Linked DNA regions of Homo sapiens: region 2 is linked to region 1. A link is a loop called in an ENCODE intact Hi-C map of the cell type or tissue named here. Cell type or tissue: CD4-positive, alpha-beta T cell. All regions are shown on one strand.

Region 1 (8,000 bases):
GAGGAATCAATTCTGGACCAGAGGATGTCTCCCTGCCTTTGCCCTGCCTGCCTCCCCCCACATCCTTCTCTGGCAAGGGGAATGAGGCTGAGAATGACCTCCATCCGCAGGACGAGGTAGGCACTGATTTAATGAAGGACTTCACTCTCAGTCGGGCTCAGCCGCAGGGATGGCAGATGGGGCCAGGCAGGAGGCTGTGGTGGGGTCTGTGCTGGGGAGATGGGAGCAGGAGCATCTGCAGAGTGGAGGCAGGAGGGTCGGAGAGCTCGGGGCCCAGACAGTCCCCAAGCGACTCTTGGGAGGCTGGCTTTGATGCCGTCCCAGAATATGGTTCAGAGTCAAAGCAAAGGGATGAATTTGTTAGCTGGAACACGGCCCTGAATTCTCCCCAGGAAATTCACTGAAACAGAGATTTAACCCGCGAGAGTTCCAGCCGAGCGATGAATCACCCGACTTCCCTCCTGTCTTTCATAGCCCACGTTTCACTTTCCTACCTTGGATTAGATAAATTAATGCAGAACATCCGGAAACTCCCGGGGCGCTTTGAAGTTTTCAAAGGGCCTCTGCCTACATTGTCTCCTGTGATCCCCCTGGTGGCCCCCACAGGTGAATGGACGAGGAGGTTGGGGTGTGGTCCTCGTACACATGGAGACACAGCAGAACACTAAAGGTGAATGGCTTTCCCCAGGTCCCAGCCTGAGGATCAGAGCCCAGGTCACCTGCCTCATTGCTTAGTGGTTCTGGAGTTCAGGCAACTTCATACCGTGGCGCAGGGAGAAGCATGAACCCAAAGGTTGGAGCCACGTCTTAGACAAATCAGTTCTTCTCCCTGGGCTGCATCTCCTCTTCCTCTTTTTGTTTTTTTTGAGACAGGGTGTCACTGTGTTGCCCAGGCTCACTGGGCAGTGGCACAGACTTGGCTCACTGCAACCTCCGTCTCTCAGGCTCAAGTGATCCTCCCATCTCACCCTCCAGAGTAGCTAGGACTACAGGTGCATGCTACCACGCATGGCTAATTTTTGTACTTTTTGTAGAGACAGGGTCTCACTGTGTTGCCCAGGCTCCTCTGGAACTCCTGGGCTCAATCAGTCCTCCCACCTCAGCTTCCTGAGTAGCTGGGACTACAGGCTCACACCACTACACTTCTCCAATTTTTAAATTTTTTTTATAGAGTCGGTGTCTCGCTGTGTTGCCCAAGCTGGTCTAAAACTCCTGTCCTCAAGCAATCCTGCTGCCTCAGCCTCTCAAAGTGCTGAGATTACAAGCGTGAGCCACCGCACCCAGCCTCTCCTCCTTTTTAGTTGCTGGGCTGGGCTCTCTAGAACTGTGCTGTCTAACGTGGTAGCAACTAACTCCATGTGACTTTTTAAAGTTAAACTAATTTAAGCTAAATAAAAATTAAAAACTAGTTCCTCAGTCCGACTAGCCCCATCCAAAGTGCTCAGTAACTGCGTGTGACTAATGGCTCCTATACTGGATGGCACAGAAATAACATTTCCGTCATCACAGAAAGTTCTTCTGTCCAGCAACAGGACAGGGCTGGTCAAACTGCCACCTCAGGGCAAATGCGGTCTGCTGCCTGTTTTTGTAAATAAAGTTTTGTCGGAACAGGGACACACCCATTTCTTCATATATTGTCTTTGGCCCCTGTCGTGCAACCAGCATGAGTAGTTGTGACCGAGATGATATGGCCCAAAAGACCTAAAATATTCACGGTCCAGTCCTTTACAGAAAGCATGCCGACTTCTGCCCTGGAAGATGGAAAATCTGCGGATTTCCACCCAGACCGCTCAGTGTCATTCAGAGGCCCAGAATCATCCCACACTGCAGACATCCCGCCTCTCCTTGTCCCAGTTATTGGGATTCATGGAACACATCTGCCTGTGTGTGTGTTTCTAGAAAGGAAATGTAGTGCTTTATTTTTTTAATTTTTGAGACAGGGTCTCACTTTTTCCCCTGGCTGGAGTGCAGTGGTATGATCAGGGCTCACTGCAGCCTCGACCTCCTAGACTTCCATAGTCAAATGATCTTCTTGCCTCAGCCCCACCAGTAGCTGAGACTACAGGCACGAGCCGTCACACCTGGTTAATTTTTTTTAAATTATTTTTAGTACAGGCAGGGTCTCACTGTGTTGCCCAGGCTGGTCTGGAACTCCTGGGCTCAGGTGATCCTCTGGTCTTGACCTCCCAAACTGCTGGGATTACAAGCATGAGCCACCACGCGCAGCCCTAATAATTTTCAATTCAGGGCCAATCTCATTTCATCTGTTCCTCTACCCACTTTAGATGAGCCCTGGAATCTTTTGAAGCAGATTTCAGTCATTCTGTCACTTAACATGTAAATATTTCAGTAGGCATCTCTCAAAAACATAAATACGATACCAGTATCACTTAACATGTAAATATTTCAGTAGGCATCTCTCAAAAACATAAATACGATACCAGTATCACAGCTAAAGATATTCACAATAATTCCTTAATCAAATGTGCAGTGTTCAAAGTTCCCTAATTTGTCTCATAGATATTTTTTCTTGTATTATTCTAACATCTGCCTGGGGATCTAAATCAGATCCGTATGTTGCGATGGGCTGTTGGGTCTCTGCCTTCTTTAACCTATTACCCTTTCCCTCTTTTCCTTACAATTCACTTAATGAAAAAATTGGATTATTTGTCCTATAGAGCTAGCCACAGCTTGCACAATCTTGAATTATTATTATTATTATTATTATTATTATTATTATTATTATTGAGACAGGGTCTTGCCCTGTGCCCCAGGCTGGAGTGCAGTAGCACAATCACGGCTCAGTGCAGCCTCAACCTCCTGGGCTCAAGTTATCCTCCCACCTCAGCCTCCAGAATAGTTGGGACTGCAGGCATATGCCAACACACCTGGATAATTTTTATATTTTTTGTACAGACGGAATTTTGCCATGTTGCCCAGGCTGGTCTCCAACTCCTGGCCTCAAGCGATCCACCCACCTCGGCTTCCCAAAGAGCTGGGATTACAGGCCACAGTCTGGATTTTGATGATGACATCTCCATGGTGTCATTTGACAGGTTCTTCTGTCCTCTTCATTTTCTATAGATCAGTAGTTGGATCTAGGGTTGATCACATTCAGTTTTGGGGATTTGACAAGAATATTTCATGGTGTAGTGTCCTGTCCTTCCACTGGGGGGCACAGAGTGCTTGGTTTGTGTCTTTTTTAGAGGTTGTTCACGGTTTGTAATGGTGATTGCTTAGATCCATTAGTTCATTATGAGATGTAAAATGCTGATATTCAAAGTCTACATTCCTCTTCCTTAATTAGCTAGAATACTTCTATAACAAGGACCTTCCCCTTATCAACCACTTGGTCACGCTGATGTATCGTTGCCATAAGAAAGGTCGATAAATGCTTAAATTTTTTCCCTTTTACTGACCAGTTTTCAAAATAATGAGGGGATATCCTGCTGACCTCCAAAGGTGACCAATGAGAGCTTTTTTCTTCTTTTTTTACGAATCATGAATTCACCAACTTTAACCCATTCACTTTGTTTCAAACCATTCAACTAGTTAACCTCAAGGATGCCATGGTATGGAAGAGAATCTGTTGAGTCAACTCTTCCTACATCACTGACCAGCCAACTTCTGACCACAAAAGCTGTCAGGCTGGCTGGGGCCAGAGTCCCCTCACCTTGTCACAGGCCATAGGAGAGTCTCCTCCTACACCCCACCCTGGTCAACCCAAGACTTGCTCGTGTGCAGATGCGTGCTTCAGAGACAGAGCAGCAGGACGCTCTAGAACCGAGCCAGGGGGTGGGAGGGGCCAGCACCTCTCTTGCTCAAGAGTGAGACACCAGGCAGGATGCAGGGGCTCATATCTGTAATCCCAGCCCTTTAGGAGGCTGAGGCAGGAGGATCACTTGAGGCCAGGAGTTTGAGGCTGCAATGAGCCACGATCGCACCACTGCACTCCAGCCTGGGCAACACAGGCAAGACCTCATCTCTATAAAAAATGTAAAAAGTCAGCAGGGCATGGTGGTGTGCCCCTATAGTCCCAGCTACTTGGGAGGCTGAGGTGGGAGAATCACTTGAGCCCAGGAAGTTGATGCTGCAGAGAGCTACGATTGATTGCACCACTGCACTCCAGCCTGGGAAACAGAGTGAGACCCTGTCTCTAAAAAAAAAAAGGAGACAATGAGACACTTGCATTCAATTTTTCATGGTGGGGACGTCTCCTGTTGGGCTATGGTTAATGCAATCACTGATCCTAAGCCTTAAAATGCACACACACAAACATACACATCACACACATACACACACAAATGTGCACACAACTGCTGTTCATGAGGAAAAATAATTTCCAAGCTTCTGTTCCCACCTGCTCCACACACAGATGCTCTCGTATCTCATAATTGGCCAACTTAACTAGTTTGATAAGGAAATAGATTTTGCTTTAGAAGACACAGCTACATCTACCTCTGTGTAAGTTTCCTTTTTACTCCACCCACCTCAGAACTCAGGCTGTTCCCAAGCAGTGAACTAACAGGAGAATGTCTAGTTTAAGGGGGATTTTTAATTCCATTTCCAAACCCTGCAGGTATTCACCAGTATGCTGTTTATTTTACTTGCTTAGTCCCTGCTCAGGACAGGATATTGGAGGTGAATTATTTATATTCCAAGAAACCAAAAGAAAGAGAGAGGAAAAAAACCAAGAGCAAGGAAACAGTAATTTCTGTATGGCTGTTTTTCAGGTTTCTACCGATCTTACTAAAAATATTTTATTCTTACTCCATTTTTGTACAGAAAATTTCATGTGTGTACTGCCACTGAAAAGCAACATTACTGATTTATTTAAAATATTTATACTGAATTACAGCATTAAGATAGACACATGCATTAGCAGGAGTGATTCAGAACAATGTGCCCACGAAGTTTATTTTTGAATCAAAGTTGAGAAGGCTGTGTGTCTACAAACATCAAATGACTCATTTTTCGCTAATTACTGACACCTGCAGCCGATTCGCTCTCTGCTAAAACTCAGCATTTCAGTTAATTTCTGCCCTAATTAGCGTGGTAACAAATGCATCTCCTACTTGATATAGAAATGCAGAAGGGTGCACAATGACTCTGGGGGCTTCCAACTTTCTTCCTAAAATTCTAGCAGAGGAATCTAGAAATGCCAATGGTTGGGCTTCACGGCCTGACCCAGGTGTTCAGAGGTTCCTCCACCAAAGGGCAGGGCTGCTTAGAAGCCAGGCAATCTCTTAAGATGGGGTAGTGGAGCATGCAGGGGCTGGGGGTCAGACAATCCTGGGTTCGCATTTCTGACCTGCCGTTCACGTGCTGTGCAACCTTGGGCAAATCGCTTAGCCCCTCTGAGCCATAAGATGGAGAGAAATGATCGGTCCCATATCACTGGCATGTTGTCCAGGCAAAGTGCTGGGAACATGGGAGGTGGTCCATCCTCACTATTCCCATGGTTACGACTCAAGATCAGACCCACTTTCCTTCCTTCCCTCCCTTCCCTCTTTCCCTCTTTCCTTCCTTCCTCCCTCTCTCTCTCTCTCTCTCTCTTTCTTATCCTTCTTTCTTTCGATGGAGTCTCGCTCTATCACCCAGGCTAGAGTGCAGTGGCGCGATCTTGGCTCACTGCAGCCTCCACCTCCCGGATTCAAGCAATTCTCCTGCCTCAGCCTCCCGAGTAGCTGGGACTACAGGCACATGCCACCACACCCAGCTAATTTTTGTATTTTTTATTTTTTAGTAGAGATGGGGTTTCGCCATGTTGGCCAGGCTGGTCTTGAACTGGTAAGCTCAAGCTACCTGCCTGCCTCGGCCTCCCAAAGTGCTGGGATTACAGGCATGAGCCACTATGTCCAGCCCAGACCCCTTTTCTCAACCCCCAAAACCACTCATGTCAAAGTGACTCCCCCTTTGAGTTCCCCAGCCTTAGCTCCTGACAATTTCCCCTGCCACTGTGTGGTCCTGTCTGGCTCCTGCCTCCAGCCAGCCCAACATGTGGTCTTTCTCTTAAGTGGGCCTTTTTCTTTCCCAAGCCCAACCCTCTGTATGGAGAACACCAAAATAATAATAATAATAATAATAATAATAATAATAATAATAATGATAATAAAAAGGAAGGAGGGAAGGAGAAAAAAGATAAAAGATTTGATAGCCACCATGTGTCTGGCACCCAGCGTGTAATGAAAATGATAATGTTTTCTCTGTTGCAAGCTGCTTCGCAAAGCTCCTTATGGCCACTGATTCATTAAATCTTCATGACTCCCGCGAGATACGTACTCTCATTTCCCCATTTTATGGATGAGAAAACCGAGACTTTAGAGAAAAATAGTTCAAGAAGATATAAACAGACAGTTCACAGAAGGGGGCATCAAAATTGCCTATCGGGCTTAGAAACAGTTGCTCAACCTCACATTCAAGGTGCAAATAAAATTAATTATGGGATACTATTTTTCATCTCTTAGTCTAGAAAATGAACAGTAACTTCCAATGCCTCAACAATACACGAAGCTGGGTACTCAAATTCCTTGTTCATGAGTGTGAATTGCTTTCAACTTTACACAAATTAACCATACAATGTCTATTAAAATTTAAAATGCATGCTCTTTAGCAAGAAACCTCACTTTTGGGAATCTGTCCTACACTAGTAAAACCAACGACACATGAAAAACATAGAGGAGGATGTTTATTGCAGCACTGTTTGGGACAAGGAAAACGAATGATTTTTTTTTTTTTTTTTTTTTTTTTTTTTTTTTTGTGTGAGACAGAGTCTTGCTCTGTCACCCAGGCTGGAGTGCAGTGGCAAGATCTCAGCTCACTGCAACCTCTGCCTCCTAGATTCAAGAGATTCTCCTACCTCAACCTTCCAAGTAGCTGAGATTATAGGCAGGAGCCACTACACCTGGCTAATTTTTGTATTTTTAATAGAGTATTTTTAATGTTAGTGAGGCTGGTCTTGAACTCCTGACCTCAGGTGATCCTCCCACCTCAGCCTCCGAAAGTGCTGGGATTATAGGTGTAAGCCACCAAGCCTGGCCGGAAAATGAATGATTTTTACTGCGTGGTTTATACTGGAGGAAAAAACAACAACCCAAGGATGGTATAGTATTGTCTGGAGTGGGGGAAAATAGAAACAAAGTAAATTTTCATCTATAGAGTAGCTGGATGCATTTAGGTATATCCATATTATAGAATACTATGTAGCAGTTTAAAATAATGAATTGAAACTCTATTGCTGATTGCTGAGTGAAAAATCAACCTAACCCACTCCTTGAAAGGAGTCACAAGTAGGGCAACGCTTTTGAATGAGATACCATGTTTCATTGTATTGGGGTGGGGGGTGGGAATCCACCAAGCATTTTTGCGTAACATTGAGCATTTAAAACACCAATACCGAGGCCGGCAAATTGCTTGAGCTCAGGAGTTTGAGACCAGAAGACTGGGCAACATGGAGAAACTCTGTCTCTACAAATAATAATAATAATAATAATTAGCTGAGTGTGGTGGTGCACACCTGTAGTCCCAGCTACTTGGGAGGCTGAGGTGGGAGAATTGCTTGAGATCAGGGAGGTCGAGGCTGCAGTGAGCTGTGATTGTGCCACTGCACTGCAGCCTGGGTGACAGAGTGAGACCCTGTCTCTAAAAAAAAACCAAAGACAAAAACAGAGACTCCCAATAACCTAATTATTTAACCCGGAATGAACACAATAGAGGGCACGTGTGTCTGCACTCATTGGGAATGTTTTCTTTCTCGCCTGTAGTTAGCGAACCCTGTGACATAAGCAAATGGGGAAATGTTATGTGAAAGATACACGATGCATGCAAGTAAGGCTTAGCAAAATGAAATAAGCAAGGGGACTTTTAATAACAGTGGTTTCCTGATTGGAGAGCTGTCTGAATAAGGGGACAGCCGCACTAGTCCCCTATCTCTCTAACTCATGACCCACCCAGGTGCTTCCGCCTGCAGCCCTGCGGGGGCTGCCTCCGGTTTTCAGGGG
Region 2 (8,000 bases), 170 kb after region 1:
AGCCTTCATTTTTATCTATTGGCTCGAACAATTAGTGAAAAAGACTGTTGAAATCAACAACCATCATTGTAGATTTTGTCCAATTCTCCTTTCAGTTTTCTTTCTTTTGGCCTCACGTGTTTTGAAGCTTTAGAACTGGTGCATACACATTTAAGATTGTATCTTCTTGATGAATTGACTCTGTTTTCATTATGAAATGTCCCTCTTTATCCCTGGTAATACACCTCTTCCTGAAGTCTACTCTTCTGATATTAATATTGCCATTTCAGTTTTTATGAATAGCGTTTCCATCTTTTTACTGTTACCTTCTCTACATCTTTATGTTTCAAGTGTGCCTGTTATCGACGGCATAGAATTGAATCCTCTTTAATCCACCCCGATCACCTCTGCCTTTTCATTGAAGTGCTCAGTTCTTTAAAAAATAGCCAGGCATGGTGGTGGGTGCCTGTAATCCCAGCTGCTCAGGCGGCTGAGGCACGAGAATCATGTGAACCTGGGAGGCGGAGGTTGCAGTGGACCAAGGTTGGCCATGAGGTGGGATTTGTGGAGGGTCGGATTCACTAGGCACCCTGTCCCCAAAGAAGACTTCAAGTGCACTGAAAAAACTTATATGAAATATTATCTGATTTTTAAATATTTAACTTGTTTGGGGTTTTTTTAACAGATTTTTTAAAATTTTCTATCACTTTTGGGGTACTAGTGGTTTTTAGTTACATGGACGAATTCTATAGTGCTTCAAACCAAAGTCCTGAAAGACTCAGGCAGGGAGTGAACCGGCAGTCGGTGACCCACATCTCTGCGCACGGGGAGGGGTCAGGCAGGGAGTGAACCAAGAGTCGGGGACCCACGTCTCTGCGCACAGGGAGGGGTGAGTTGGAGCGGCGTTTATCAGTGTGTGTGAGCGTCACCTGGGGAGCCTGTTAAACCGCAGGCTCCGTTCCGAAGGGCTGAGGTGAGGCTCAAAATGCGGCAGGTGAAGCACCTGCTGACGCTGCGGCCGATGGGCGACACTTTGAGTGAGGAATTTGAGGCTGTGAGCAGGGGCTGTGGAGGGCAGTTGCATAGGTGAGGAGTCAGCTCTAAATCCAGTCAATGGGGAGAAGAGAGTTTGATTTACACAAACTCAGCTTACCGGTAACATTTAATCCTGGAAGCCAGCTGCACCTGTTGGTGCTGACCGTGATACCTGAGGGGTTCCGGCTCCAGCATCCCAACAACCTCAGCCATGACCCTAGGAGGGTTCCCTGCAGAGGTGCAGGGAGCAAAACCTGAGCTGTTCCTACTCGTTCAGGAGCTGGGACCCAAATACCTGCAGAATTGCAATACGCTTCTGTTTAAAAAAAAAAAATCCGGCGAGAAAAAAAATCCCTCAAAAACTCTATTACCTTCTGTCATAAACTTTTTACTAGAATATAATCCTGTGTGCCTTGACCACAGACTAAATCTAAAGTTTTACGTTGCAGGCTCTATCGGGGGGAGCACGGCTCCTTCTCACTTCTGATGAGTATTTGCATTTTGCAGGGAGGGGTCTGTGTACCAGGTCCTGTGTGCAGTGCCCATGCAGGCTGTCTGCACAGGCGTGACCTGTGTGCAGGGAAATGACACATCCCCACACGATCCACACACGCTGGGACTGCAGACCCTGTGTTCCACACACGGACACGCTTGAGTAGATATTAGCGTGATGTCGGCACCGACCAGATGGATTGGGTTTTTCCGAACATGTTTGGGAAATTAATGGTCACATTCTCACTTCAGCTTCCTGAATCATGTTTGAAATAGTCCGTGTCTCCTCCGTAGGACTTCAGATAGTAGTGAGTTCTGGATTGGGGATTTAACTCATAAACTCATGCAAGATGATGATTATAAAGTCTCCCATTTATGGAGCTCCTCCTGTATGCCAGGCATGTTCTTTAGACATTTGTTGAATCATCCCTAAAATCCTGCAAACTATGGGCATTATTATTCCTGCATTATAGGAGGAGAAAATGAAGCCAGGAGTAGTGGGAGGAATAGGGTGGTCCTGGGTTTCATGTGTTCTGTGGAGTATGAAGGAGGAACTATAGGGTTCCTCTGATCTTTTTGGGTTGTGGGCAGAAGGTATCTGGAAGTCACTACCAGGAAGGCTGGCTGGTGGCGAGAAGGACTCCGCACCATCCAGTCCGTTGTAAGGCAGAATGGACTATGCTGTGTGCCCCCAGCTCACGCACAGCATTGAGCAGAGGCCCTGGGCACTTTCTGAGCTCCGGTGGCCTTCCCTTAAGCTCCTATGCCGAGCTGTGTATTATTCCCAGTGCCTCCCTTTTGCTGTGGACAATGTTCCATCAGAGGGTTTTATTATTATTATTATTAAAGACAGGGTCTCGCTCTGTCACCCAGGCTGGAGTGCAGTGACACGATTATGGCTCACCGCTTCTTGAACTCCTGGGCTCAAGTGATCCTCCCACCTTAGCCTCCCGAGTAGCTGGGACCACAGGGGCACACCACCATGCCTGGCTAATGTTATAAAATCTTTTGTAGAGAGGTCTGACTATCCCAGGCTGGTCTCGAACTCTCGGGCTCAAGTGATCCTCCTACCTCAGCCTCCCAAATTGCTGAGACTACAGGTGTCAGCTACCGGGCCCAGCCTACCAGAGGGTTTTAAAGAGAAGACAGAAGCTGGGTCTCTGATCTGCAGCACAGTGTATTAGTCAGAGACATGGAAACAGTAGGATACATAGAGACATATATAAAAGGGGATTTAATTATGGGAATTGGATTACATGACTATGGAGGCCAAGAAGCCCCATGACATGCTCTATGCAAGCTGGAGAATCACAGAAGCCACGGCCGGGCGTGGTGGCTCCCACCTATAGTTCCAACACTTCCAGAGGCCAAGGCAGGAGGATCACTTGAGCCTAGGAATTCAAGACCAGCCTGAGCAACATAGGGAGTCCCCATCTCTAAAAAAAATTTAAAAACTTAGCCAAGCATGGTGATGCACACCTGTAGTCCCAGCTACTCGGGAGGCTGAGGCAGATGAATAACTTGAGTCCAGGAGTTCAAGGCTGCAGTGGGCCATGATCATGACACTGCACTCCAGCCTTGGCAACAGAGCAAGACCCTGTCTCAGAAAAGAAGAAAGGAAGGAAGGGAGGGAGGGAAGGGAGGGAGGGAGGGAGGGAGGGAGGGAGGGAGGGAGAGAGAAAGAAAGAAGGAAAGAGAAAGAAAAACGGAGAGAGAAAAAGAAAGAAAGCTAGTATATAATTCAGTCCCAGTTTGAAGGTCCGAAAACAAGGGAGTCCATGGTGTCAGTCCCAGAGTTTGAAGGCCCAGAACCAAGAGCTCCAGTGTCAGAGGACAGGAGAAGACAGATGTCCCAGCTCAAACGAGAATTTTTCCTTCCTCTGACTGTTTGTTCTATCAGGGGCCCTGGACAGATGGGATGGCACCCAACCACGTTGGGGAGGGCGGATCTTCTTAACTCAGTCTACTGATTCAAATGCTGAGCTCCTCCACAAACATCCTCACTGACACACCCAGATGTTTTACCAGCTATCTGGACATCCCTTAGCCCAATCAGGTGGACACATAAAATTAACCAGCACATCGAGTACCCCGCTGCTGTGCCCAGAGCTTCCTGGAGACCCAAGGAAGCGACATCTGAGCCACCTCCAACTCTGCCTGAACGAGCAGTCCCTCCTTGTCCTTCCAGGCCAGAGGCTGCCCCTCTGCAGCGGGGCCCATGGGGCCCTAGAAAGGGCCCAGTGAGGGGCAGCAGGAGAGGAAGGGTTAATCAGGCAGTAGGTTCTGTTGCCTGCAGGTGTTCACGTTCCCTCCGCCTCTCCAGGCTGGCTTCCACGGTGACTTCATTAGCAGCAGGCTGCTAATTAAATTTCATATTTATGATCAGAAAAGAAAATCATTGGACCTTTTTGAAATAGGATTTTATGAGTTTTGGCTCCGGCAGCTGAATCAGCAGTCAAGGGCCTGCCTGTTTGGAACTACAGCTTCAAGGCGGAGATAAAGAAAACAAATAGTGCCAGGGAGGAGGTGGGATCCTGAGTGCTTGCACAGGCCTAGGCCTGAACTGCTTTGGGGGCCTCAGAAGGACAGACCTGGCTCCACTGGAGGAGCAGCATCAGGAAAGAAGCCTCCTGGCCAGGTGCGGTGGCTCACGCCTGTTATCCCAGCACTTTGGGAGGCCGAGACGGGTGGATCACCTGAGGTTGGGAGTTCGAGACCAGCCTGGCCAACATGGTGAAACCCCGTCTCTACTAAAAATACAAAAATTAGCTGAGCGTGGTGGTGCACGCCTGTCATCTCAGCTACTCAGGAGGCTGAGGTGGGAGAAATTGCTTGAACCCAAGAGGCAGAGGTTGCAGTGAGCCGAGATTGTACCACTGCACTCTAGCCTGGACAACACAGTAAGATTCCGTCTCAAAAAAAAAAAAAGGGAAAGAGGGCTGCCTCCCAGCCCCCTTGTTGAAGCTCAGGAGTCCAGGCTGGGGCTCAAACCCCAAAGCCCCTAAGTCCACATCAGGTCGGCCCCATTTCCAGGGTCACCAGGCTCCTCTGGGGCTGACTTATTGGCAGAACCACCTGTTTTGTATTTTATGTTTCTTGTCATACTAGAAAAATCACTCCTCACCCACAAGCTTAGGCTCCCACCTCCCTGGGCGTGCGTGCCGGAAGCTCTCAGATGCCACTTCCTTTATGTGTGTGACTTAGTTACTGCTGCCTCCTCCAAGGAGTCCCTCTCCTCTGTGGCCTCAGGTGACCCCCTCTTTTCCGTGCTGCTCATGGGGGGACTCAGCTTCTTCTGCCCCATGGCGCTGGTGATCCTTGGCGTGCTCCCTGGAGCAGCCCAGTAGGAACCTTTTCACCCTCTCCCGGGGAAATGGGAATCAAGCCTGAATTCCACCAGCCATGTTTTGGTCTCTCCGATGGGGTGTGTTTAAGAATCCAATTGGAAGGGACTTTTACCTCCAGGGGGTCTGGCCCCACCTTTGAAGGTGTTGACATCTTTTCCCCCTGAAATTGCCAGTCCCATATTGAATCAGCTTCCTTCTGACTCTTTTTGGTGGGTTTCAGGCCTCCCGATATCATCATCACTGTCTCTCCCGCCTAAGCCGGGAAGGATGAGGTCAACGTCCACTCCGCTCCTATGCAAGTGAACACTAGTTTCTCAGCCGTTGCTTCCTTTCCCTGTGCAACAGCACCCAAATCTACTATCGTAGCCGGCTTCCTCCCTATTTCCCAGCCTACATCGATCACAAGAATACTTGCTGTTCCCCTTCGTTTCTTCCAAAAACTTGAGGTGTAATCAGTGAGCTTCCCAGCCTTCCCAGAAAGTGCTAGCGCTGGAATGATCAGAGAGCGGAGGTGTGAGGAGATCATGGTCAGTCCCTGCTGCTCCCCCAATTCTCCATGGCGGCCCTGGCTGGGGGCACCGTGTCTTCCTCCCCCAGACAGTCCTACTCCAGGGCGTTTACTCAAAAGAAATGACAGCACGTCCACATGAAGATCTGTACAGGAAGGTCCCAGGCAAACAGGAAACAACCCACATGTCCAGCGAAAGATACACAAGTCAGGAAAATGTGGGACATTTTCGATGGAATACTGCCCAGTGACAAACAGGAATGCGTGACTGACACCAGCCTCACACGCTGCGTGAAAGCAGCCAGACCCTAAAGAAGATGGATGCCCTAGCTCAAAATGGCAAATTCTTCCCTCCTCCGACTTTCTGTTCTATCAGGGGTCCTCGGCAGATTGGATGGCACCCTTCCACAATGAGGAGGACGGGTCTTATTGACCCAGTCCTCTGATTCCAATGCTGAGAAACAACCTCAACAACACACCCAGAAATGTTTTACCAGCTATCTGGGCATCCCTTAGCCCAGTCAAGTTGACACAGAAAATTAACCATTGCATGGAGTACACAGCTGCGGTGCCCAGAGCTTCCTGGAGACCCAAGGAGGGGACGTCTGAGTAGAACAACACATTATTCTACTCTCCTAAGGTTCAAGCAAAGGCAAAGCTGATGGAAATCACAGGAGCGGTTGCCTTTGGGGGCCACAGGGGGATGGAAAGGGCCCTGGAGAACTTCTTAGTGGGGGTCACCATGCTCTGTATCACGACTGAGATCTTGGTTGCGTGGGCATCTTCCTAACTCATCGAACTGTGTACTGAAGACCCATGCAGCTCACTGATTACACCTCAACTTTTTGGAAGAAAAGAAGGGAAACAGCGAGTATTCTTGTGATTGGTATAGGCTGGGAAATAGGGAGGAAGCCTGCTAAGATAGTAGACTTGGGTGCTGTTGCACACAGGGCCAGGGCCAGGAAGCAATGGCCGAGAAACTGGTGTTTGCTTGTATAGGAGCGGAGGGGACGTTGACAGCTTTGGGGAAGGAATTGATCGCCTGCATCCACAGGTCGCTGGGGTGGGCGGTGTTCATGCATTGCCTCCATTCATTCCCACAACTCTGGTTGCCCTCCATTCTCTGGTAAAGACACGATGTTCCAGCCATGATGTTCCAGTCCAAAGTACTTTGGGCTCCACACCCACTAACAAACTTCAAAGAGACAGAGGGGAAAAGGGTATGCATCATGGGATGCACGCTCATAGAAGAGTGTTCCCTGGAATGTCCAAGGCCCCGCACTTCTGCTGGCCAGTCTTCCTCCTCTGTGGAATTCAGAGGCAGAGGAGGCCAGAGAGGTCCCCTGGGTGAGGTCTGGCGTGGCCCGGGGCCCAGCGGTGAGAGCAGAGCAGAGGTGCGAACAGTGACTGACGACGCCGGGTTCCTGCCCTTGCCTCCCTGCCCCACCGCCCTCCTGGCCCTGATGACAGACGCACCCTGTTCCCTGCAGTTTCTGCCTGCCCTGCACGGCCTGGGTCCCTTTCTGCTCTCCGAGCCTCCCCACTCCCATGAATGGAAAGTCACCCACAGATTCTGCTCGGAACAAAAAAAAAAAAAGAGGGAAGTAAGGCAGCCCACCCCCAGTCCCCACTTCTGCCCCCGCTAAAAATAGAGGCAGCATCTGAGTGGGGCGTCGGTGTAGGCTTCCGGGGGAGGTGGCTGCTCTCCCACAGCCTTGGTGTTTTCTGGGGAATCAACAGGAGGAGAGAGAATTTGAGAGGAACACGAGGAACCCCCAGGACCCAGCTGGCTCACAACCGCGTGAGTACGTTTCCCAACTGGCCGGTCCCGTGACTGAGGCCCGCGGGTGCAGCGCTGGTGAAGCCCTGTCCCTGGGGGGCTGCCATGGGACCCCCTCTCCCCAGCACCTGGCCCCCTTGTCCTGTCCGTGCCCATGTGTTTTCATGGCTTCATGCACACCTCTTTGCATCTCCTAATTTCCTAAACCAGATGTGGAGTCTCAGCAGCAGGTGCTGGGGCGACTGTCTCATGCCGTGGCTTGGATTGCACAGAGCTCCATGGATCCAGCCCGTAGACGCTCTCCATACATGCCCGGTGACCCACACAGGCCAGGATGCTCCCGTTGTCATGTGGCACTGGGTCTTATTTTCTTCTGACTGGGACAGTGCCAGGGGCCGGGGAGTGGGGCTCAGTGCGCAGAGTGTGTCTCAAGGCCTGAGTTGCCCGTGGCCCCCAGCTGGGTGGAGAGGAAGTGTGTACAGGGTCTGTTTCCAAAACGTGGGGCCTTGCAGCCTGGCCCTCCCCAGGTCTGGGAAGGGTTCGTGTTCCCCACCCCTCAACCCCGCAAGCACCTTCCAGACGGTTCCTCTGGGATCTCTTGAGATTGCAAATGCTAAGAAATGAGGCTGTGGCTCGCTGGTGTCCACCGGGGCACCAAAGGCCCAGCCCCTGCCCACAAACACCGGAGGACAAACCAGGCGACTGTGGGACAAGGAGCTTCCCAAAGAGACAGTAGGACTGGGGACCCCAAAGGGGAAGTTCCCCTCCCCCCGGGATCCCTGAAAGGGATCCGAGTAGATTCCTCAATTCCTGGTGAAACACTCGGGAATTTCTTAAGTCCTGCGGGCTTGAAGACCCT

Evidence for each region. A loop is a pair of places that touch in the nucleus more often than their neighbours do. Peaks named below come from ENCODE experiments on the same cell type or tissue, not always from the same donor. Only the 100,000 strongest peaks of a DNase experiment are listed, where the experiment ranks them.
Region 2: it touches region 1 in a loop (17-fold over the local background); 3 of 110 quality-filtered maps call a loop at or near these places.

What each region holds. Positions count from the first base shown.
Region 1 is chr7:3,150,254-3,158,253 of GRCh38, reverse strand. It overlaps LOC100129603 (a long non-coding RNA gene), which reads left to right. Exons shown (of 4, transcript NR_126024.1): 2 at 1-116. Among named protein-coding and RNA genes, the nearest start is that of CARD11, 110 kb to the right of the region's middle. In CD4-positive, alpha-beta T cell, a CTCF peak has its summit at 3,168 (motif pointing right); a DNase peak (open chromatin) is centred at 3,173.
Region 2 is chr7:2,979,682-2,987,681 of GRCh38, reverse strand. The region is part of intron 1 of CARD11 (caspase recruitment domain family member 11); the gene reads left to right. Among named protein-coding and RNA genes, the nearest start is that of CARD11-AS1, 40 kb to the right of the region's middle. RefSeq lists enhancers at 6,754-7,483, 7,399-7,488, 7,484-8,000. In CD4-positive, alpha-beta T cell, no CTCF peak of the experiment used is centred here; a DNase peak (open chromatin) is centred at 4,671; H3K27ac peaks cover 994 bases.